2 separate regions of the Homo sapiens genome follow, and region 1 is linked to region 2. A link is an interaction called in ENCODE POLR2A ChIA-PET data of the cell type or tissue named here. Cell type or tissue: A673. All regions are shown on one strand. Each heading gives the region's core, and the rest is flanking DNA. Links, peaks and the distances in the headings are about the cores only.

What was found. ChIA-PET counts read pairs that join two places held together with the same protein. Peaks named below come from ENCODE experiments on the same cell type or tissue, not always from the same donor. Only the 100,000 strongest peaks of a DNase experiment are listed, where the experiment ranks them.
Region 1: POLR2A ChIA-PET joins it to region 2 with 9 read pairs; 2 of 35 experiments call an interaction of 5 or more read pairs at or near these places.

The regions. Positions count from the first base shown.
Region 1 is chr9:21,002,815-21,007,158 of GRCh38, forward strand. It overlaps HACD4 (3-hydroxyacyl-CoA dehydratase 4), which reads right to left. Exons shown (of 7, transcript NM_001010915.5): 7 at 1-4,305. The coding sequence ends at 4,223. Among named protein-coding and RNA genes, the nearest start is that of HACD4, 27 kb to the right of the region's middle. In A673, for the core only: no CTCF peak of the experiment used is centred there; no DNase peak of the experiment used is centred there.
Region 2 is chr9:20,644,104-20,648,511 of GRCh38, forward strand. No RefSeq gene overlaps it. Among named protein-coding and RNA genes, the nearest start is that of MLLT3, 24 kb to the left of the region's middle. In A673, for the core only: no CTCF peak of the experiment used is centred there; a DNase peak (open chromatin) is centred at 2,048.

The sequences.
Region 1 (4,344 bases), core at 345-4,344, 360 kb after region 2:
AGTAAGCCTTTGTCTACACTGTACAAAATGAAATAGGGATTTGGTGAACATACAGTTAAGACAGATAGTCAAAGACATCAACTTTGCGATTTTGGTAACATCCGATTAACCAGATAGTTACTGTCTTGACTTCACTATGTCTGGGTTTCTTAACCTGGGGAACATGTACTTAAGTAGAAAAAGAAATTACACCTTTATTTTCACTAATTGATAATGAAATTTAGTATTCCTTTCCATTGTGAATACAGGCAACCAACCACAGTAGTATTAACAATTGTGTCTGTCACCAAAGGAAATGTAAGATCTTTTTATGTTACAATTGTTGCAGATATCTCAAATTACTGTCAATCCTCATTTCTGTTTTAAAATAATTATAAATTCACTTGTGTTTCTTTTGGTTTTCAATTTTAAGAAGTTTTTAAGTTAATCTGGTTTTAAAAAATTAAAGCATTATTTAATAATGAAATTTTAATTTATTATAATGACCCAGTAAAGTGTAGTTTCTCTAATTTTCTCTTTGTTTTAGTGATTGATTGTACATGTACTTCGGCAGTGTAAGGAGCCATCTTTATTTGGAGTGATTAAGATTAACTCACCTAAAATTTGCAAAGGGTTTATGTTCTCCTTGCACACTAAAGCTTTTCATAATTTTTCTGAAATTTAGAAGATAACTATAAAAGCAGAAAAAATGTAGCTTTTTAAAAGGATAATTTTTTAAAATCCAAATATATTTATAAAGATTTCAAGTAGCCTAATACTCAATTGTTTCTTTCCAAATGTTTTCTTTAGTGGAAATAAGTTACCCATTTTTAAAATTACATTTTTATTATCCTATTCTTACATCACAATATATTTAATACCTTTTTACATAGTTTCTAGGTAAGATCTTTATAATTCTTTACCAAAAATTGAGTGATACATCAATGATACAGCAATGACTATCAGTTATTCACACTTTTTTTAGATTTTCAAAGAAAGCATTTTTCAAAACTATGTAAGGACATATGACTTACATTACAGTAATTAGCAACAATTCAGTAATAATCCAAAACATGAATTTTCCTTTTTAAAAAGTACTTAGTATATTTTTATACCTTTTATCTTCCTGTATGTGTGTGTCATTATTTTTAAAATTAAAAAGAATACAGAATGGGGCATCATTTGTGTATTTGCTAAAGGTTTACTATTTTCATTAGGGTCTTCTCTTTTGAGATAGAGTCTCACTCTGTCACCCAGGCTGGAGTGCAGTGGCTCAATCTCTGCTCACTGCAACCTCCATCTCCTGGGCTCAAGCGATTCTCATGCCCCCAGCCTCCCGTGTAGCTGGGATTACAGGCATGCGCCACCATGCCTGGCTAATTTTTGTATTTTTAGTAGAAATGGGGTTTCACCATGTTGGCCAGGCTGGTCTTGAACTCCTGACCTCAACTGATCTGCCCACCTCAGCCTCTCATAGTGCTAGGATTACAGGTATGAGCCAGCATGCCTGGCCAGGGTCTTCTTTTAAGGCATCAAAGCCCAAATAACTTACAAGATGTTAACAAATACATGACATTAATGAATACTCTATCAGAGCACTAGGGACTGAATGCTGGTGTCCCCCATTAAATTCACATGTTGAAAATCTAATCTCCAGTGTGATGGCATTTGAAGCTGGAACCTTCATAAATGGGATTAGTACCTTTACAATAAGAAATAAGGGAGAGATGGTTTCTCCCTCCACCATGTGAACATATAGCAAGAAGGCATTCATCTGCAAACCATGAAGAAGAATCAGCTAGCACCTTGGAACCTCATCAGGAACTTAATTGTCTAGCACCTTTATCTTGGACTTCCCTGCCTCCAGAACTGTGAGAAATATATTTGTTGTCTAAGCCACCCAGTTTATGGTATTTTGTTATAGCAGCCAAGCTAAGACAGCAATTAGTACCAAGAAGTGTGGTGATGCTATAACCAATATATAAAGATGTGGAAGCAGCTTTGACGTTAGGTAACAGATAGAAGCTGGAAGAGTTTTGAGGTACTAGAGTACCTGGAAGAGTACTGGAAGAGTTTTGAGGTACTAGTTTTTTTGCTAGAAAAAGCCAGTATTGCCATGAAGGGATTGATAGAGGTGATTTTGGTGAGGGCTCAAAGAGAAGAGGGTGGGAGAGAAAGCCTCCATCTTCATAGAGAACACGTAAATCACCATGAAGATAATGTTGGTAGACATGGACAATAAAGGCCATTCTGATGAAGTCTCAAATGAAAATGAGGAACCTGTTATGGGAAACTGGAAGAAAGGTGATCTTTGTTATAATATGCCAAAGAACTTGGATGATTGTGTTCATGTTCTAGTGTTTTGTGGAAAGTAAAATTGTGAGCCATGAAATTAGATATTGAACTGAAGAGATCTCCAACCAGTGTTGAAGGAGTGCCTCGGTTTATCTTGACTGCTTAAAGTAAAATGTGACAAAAAATGAAGACAGAATTCTTAACAAAAACGGAACCAGAACTTAAAAGATGTGGGAAATTATCAGTCTGTCTGCATTACAAAAAGATAAGAAAACACGTTTGGTAGAGAACACTAAGAGTGTAGCAGACAAGTCATCCAATTAGATTTATGTGGGTGTGAACCACAGACCTAATCAGCCACCCCAGCAGGAACACTGCTAGTTTGTATTGAAAGGAATGGAGATGGGACAGAATGAGGGAAGACTGTTGGACTTCTTGAATTTGGGACCATAGAGCTATTCAGCTGTGAATGTACACTATTCTTCAAGAAAAGGAGAAACTGACCCGGAACAATGATTCAGAGAACATCAGTGGTACCTTCTCAGTTTCAAAAGGGGCAGTCATTGCCTTGGTTTCAACAGGCCTGACAGCTTCCGCCTGGTGATATGGGGGTCATCCTCCTCCAACATAGTCCTGGGGGCAATACCTCTGCCTCACTGGGTCCTGAAGCCAGAGTATCAGGCCAAAGAGGATTATTACTAAGACTGAAGATCTCATGGTGTTTGCCTTGCTAGGTTTTGGACTTGCTGGGGACCCATTACACCTTCCTTTTTTCCTGTTTCTTGCTTTGGGAATAGGAATGTCCACCCTTTGTGTGTCCCACCATTGTACTGTGGAAGCACATAACTTGTTTCATTTCACAAGTTCAAAGCTGGAAAGGAATTTTACCTCAGGATGAATTCTACCTTGAATCTCACCCACATCTGATTTAGACGAGACTTTGGACTTTAGAGTTGATGCAGGAATGAGTTAAGACTTTTGAGGCTGTCGAGATGGAATGTATGTATTTTGCATGTGAGGAGGACATGAATTTTGTAGGACCAGGTACAGAATGCTATGGAGTGAATCTTTGTGTTCCCCCAAAATTCATGTGTTAAGCCCTAACCTCCAATATGATGGTATTTGGAGGTGGGGCCATTGGGAGGTAATTAGATCATGAGGGTAGAGCCCTCATGAATGGGGTTAGTGCCATTATAAGAGACATAAGAGAGTTGATCTCTCTCTCATGTGAGGACAAAGAAGGACATCTATCTGCAAACTGGGAAGAGGGCCCTCACCAGAAACTGCATTAGCTGATGCCTTGATCCTGAGCGGAATTCCCAGCCTCCAGAACTGTGAGAAGCGTTTGCTGTTGTTTAAGCCATTCGGTTTATGGTGTTCTATTATAGCAACCTGAGCTAAGACATAGGGCTTGGAAAGATATTTAATTTTCTAAACATATCTAATGTTTAGGGTGAGTATTATTAGATCTGAAGACAGACATCTGTCTATGAAATATGTTATTCTAGGCAACTGTGGAATATATTTTCCATCCCTCTTCTCCTACAGATCTATTTGGGAACTTGGAAGTGAAAAAGAATACATGTAATTTAGGTTATCAAGTTTGGTTTCTTAATTTAATTGAATCTATTGCAGCTAATCTCCTATTTCTCATTAAACTTACAGGAAAATAATCAGACTTCATACAATGTAAGTATAACTTGTATAAAATCCAAATGAAGCAGGAATTTTGGTGAAGCAGGGTATGGAGAATATATATGTCTTAAAAATACAATGTGTGAAAAACATAGCCTGTTATGTCTAGAGTTTTGGGGGTATGTGCAGTTATTTCATGTAATGGATTTTTATCAAATACAAGGTATTTTTCCACCAGAATACTTCCTGTGTTTTATTTACTGCACTGAATCCACAGCCTGTCTTTTCTCGTGTCACACTGGAATGCTGTACTTCACATCTTCTTTTTTTTAATGGGAAAGATTCCGAGGATGTCTCTTCTTTCTGAGTATAGATGACTGTAGGTAAAATACATACCTAATATGGAGAAAGAAGTTGCAAAAGTAAGTAAGGTTA
Region 2 (4,408 bases), core at 182-4,181:
TCCTTGCTGCTCAGCTTGCAGATGGCCTACTGTGGGACTTCGCCTTGCGATTGTGTGAGTCAATTCTCCTAATAAACTCCCCTTCATATATACGTATATCCTAGTAGTTCTGTCCCTTTAGAAACCCTGGCTAATCCAGCTAGTAAACATGACTTTGTCTTGGCTAAAAATCTCACCAACACCTCTCATTCAAGAAGAATTTCATCGCTCTAATATTGTATTTCAATAGACACTATAAAAGGTGCTAGTATTGGATCCAGTTTAATTCCAAACTAATTAAGCTTGGACTAGAACCAACTGCAATGAATCAAAGCAATCAGCACCTTTTACCCAAAATTATACAGTAGGTTAATCTAGCAAAAGGAAAGAATACACATTTCAGGCCAGGGTCATTATGTTAGTCAATTATCTTTTTGTGCAGGGGACAGAGACTAAGGGATCATAGGGGAGGATTTATTGGAAAGGTTCTGAGATAGCTCACAGATTCTGAAGAACCAGGGCCGTTTTAGGGCCTTCAGTGACTACAACCAGAATCTTAATGCCACCTCTTTCTTCCTACTGCCTTCTTTCCCTCTGGCTGTCAGCTTTATGCTTCTTGCATATGTACACTTCTGAGAAAAGGGGATACATTTTATGCCTTTAAAGGTTCTAGAATGGGAATCTGGGTCAAAGAATATGGATCTTTTACAAAGTTCTTGATATGTTGCCAAATTGCTTTCTAAAAAATACATACTGGTTTAGACTCTTAATAGGAGTGTACGATCATGCTTATTTTTGAAACAACCTCACCAGCCTTAAATTTTGTATTTTCATAACTTTTCTAGTAGAATAAAATGATATATCATTGAAATTGTTAACTTTTTGTATTATAGCAGTAAAAGTGAATTGTTTCACATATTTATTGGTATTTATATTTCTGCTTCTGAGATTTGTCTGCACATTGTACTTTTTTCCATTGAAGTTTCAGTGTTTTCATTATTGATTTAAACTACTACATGCTTTTTGTCAGATATATTGAAATATTTTTCTACTTTATAATTTACCTTTCATGTTTTGATGGCTTCTGTTGTGTAGACTCGAATTTTTCATGTAGTCAAATATCCGATGTTGATTCCTTTGTGGTTTAGGCCATTGATTTTATACTTAGACAATTATTCCTTCAGCTCAAGAACAAGTAAATAGTTCCCTAAATAAACTCCTAGTTTTTTAACCTGCACTTTGGCAAACTTTTGCCATATTTCAGGCACATGTTTTAGTAGTCATTGGTTTGTCTTACAGTGAACACTTTTCACATTTAATATCTGGAATTTATTTTAGTATATATTGCAAGTTGACAATTTAACTTAAGTTTTCACAGTTAACCAACGTATTGAATGATTTTTCCTTTACATATTGCAATGTGATGTCAACTTTATTATTTACATCAGTTTTATAAGTAAGAGATAGTATATATTTCTGGCTATTTATTTTGTTTCAAAGATATGCTCATAAACATTTACACTAGTAATACTGTGTTTTATGTGCTGTTTTAATGTCTGATGGGGCAAGTTCTTGAATTAGGACTCTTTTGGTTAAAAGAAAGAAAAACTTATTTAAGTTACTTTAAGAAAAAGGGAGAATATCCATGGACCCTGTGCCCAGAGGCAAGGATCTCTTTGACAAGGAGAGAGAGCTACAGAGCCACTCCAATTGCATCCTTTTAGCTGGGAGAATGCTTAATAGCTGTTCACTCTTCCCCTCACCAATTTTCCTTTTTTTTTTTTTAATTTCCTCACTCTTTTCTATTTTTTTTTAAGCTAATCAACTGTAGAATCACCGTTTCAAGCTCCAAAAGGTATCCTATTTGGATTTTGATTGGAGTTGCATTAAACCTATAAATTAATTTGAGAAGAACTGACATCTTTATAATAGTCATTGCTACCCAGGAACGTGTGAGGACTTCCCATTTATTCAAGTCTTCTTTTATGACCTTAAGTAAAATTTTGTAGTTTTACTTATATAGTTCCTGTCCATTTCTTGTTATGGTTATTCTGAAGTATTTATATCATTCATTTCTAAGCCAATTACAATCTGACTTCTATCTATTAATCTTAATTCTTTTGTTACTAAAAAAAAGAGGGGGGAAGTAGCGGAAATTATTTGAAGGACATTAAGGAAGCTCATAGAATTAAGTGAATAGAATTAAGATTCAAAAAAAGGTGGGGCAGATATTTCTCTTTCACAGGAGTGCATGCGCCTGCTCTCTCTCTCCATTGCTCATGTTTCATCTCTACATATCTCTGTATATTTACTTCATTCTGATATTTCCATCATTCAGAAGGAAAAAAAGATGTTTTCTCATTAGTTGCAGACAGAAAAATTCCATGCAAATGTTCAGATTGGTCTAGCTTGGGTCATACGCCTTCTTTTTTTTTTTTTTTTTTTTTTTTTAATGAGACAGAGTCTCACTATGTCTCCAAGGCTGGAGTGCAGTGGTGTGATCTCGGCTCACTGCAACCTCCAGTTCCCAGGTTCAAATGATTCTCCTGCCTTGGCCTCCCAAGTAGCCGGGACCACAGGTGCACGCCATCACACCCAGCTAAATTTTTTGTATTTTTAGTAGAGAAGGGGTTTTACCATGTTGGTCAGGCTGATCTCGAACTCCTGACCTCAAGTTATTCATCCACTTCAGCCTCTTAAAGGCTGGGATTACAGGCATGAGCCACTGTGCCCAGCCATATGCCTACTATTGAATGCTGCCTATCTCTACAGCCAGGAAGATGTGATGCTATAATTAGCACAACCTGAATCATGTGCCTGCTCCTGTGGACAGAGAAGCAGGATTTGTTGCCAGATGTAGAAGAGAAAGGCATTCCGGGCAGACAATAGCCACGGCATCCACTGACATTGTTGCTGTCAAATTTGCCTGTGATCACCTTTTTGCTAATTACAATGAATACTTTTCAACTCTTGGAATTATTTTAGTCTCTGAAGACTTTGATGCTGTTGACAACTTCTTGAAATTCCCTTCTCCTTTTGTTTTAGTAATGAATTTTCTTGTGTTTTTTCCTCTCTTTAACTCCTGCTGTTCATTTTTATTCCCTTTTTTAGAACCTTTTTTCTTTTACTCACCCTTGTTATTGGTTTTATCCAGGCTTCCATCTTTGATTTATTTATCTTCTCCTTCTAGAGTACATTATTCTGGATTATCTCATCTAATCCTATGGCTTCAATTATAACCTGCCCATGGATGATTCTCAAATCTCTTCCTCCAGGCCAGCTCTCACTTTGCGTGTTTAGGCTCAGCCTCTAGTAATAAGGAACTCACTGATTTAGCTACAAGGAAAAATGGGGGGTTGAACTATCTCTTGGCCACAGGAGACACTGAACATATTGTTAATACTCTAGAAACTGTGTCCTATAAAATAGTTTATTTTTAAATCTCTGCTATTCTTGAACACTTTGTTGTGCTTTCAAAGGAAGAATGTTTTCTCATTATTTGTACTTCATTTCTAATGATCTGATAGAAGCCAGAACAAGGCATAATAATTAGAAAAAAATGCTGGAATGGGTATCTAACTCAGGATTACGGTGGGGATCCAGTGAGATAATTGATACATGTAAAAAGTATTTGATAAGTCATAAACAGCCATATATTACCAATTTGGACCAAACAAGGTACCCTCTCTCTCTAAGAGATCCTGAGTGATTTCATTAGTCATTTAAATTTAATTTGATGCACAATGAATAGTCATAGTATATAAAATACATCTATTTCAACCCCAAAGCCAGCATCATGTTAATGGGAAACATCTGGAGAAGTCCCATTAAAATCAGGAGCTAGGTGAAAATATCTGTCACCTCTATTTGACACTATTTTGGAGACAGTAGCCATCACAAGAAAGGAGACAGAAATGAGAAGTATAAAAAGTGGAAAGGAAGAGGGCAAAATTATAATTATTTGTAAATATTACTATTGCATTTCTGAAAAACTTGAGATAACTGAAAAATTACTACAGATGATAAGACAATTCAGTAAGTTGGCTAAGTATAAAATTAGCATACGGAAATGAATAGTCAATTCATTAACGTGTATTAACTGTTAGTTTAGAAGATATAATGGACAAAAAGATTCCATTTACAAAAGCAATGAAAATGTAGAAAATCTATTTGAAAAAAAAACAAAAACATTAAGCTGCAACTAAAGTCTCAAAAGAACTTTGAACAAATGGAAAGACATAGCATATTCTTGAACAGGAAGACATTATCACACACAGATTGATCCAATAAAAAGACAAGATGTTTTTATTTCAGCCAATCAAATTCTAAAGCTTATATTTAAAAATAACAAGCAATAGTATCTAGGAAAATGTAGGAAAAGCCTAGAGTGTGAAGGTCAACTAGCTTTTTTATATCTTAAAAAGAATCA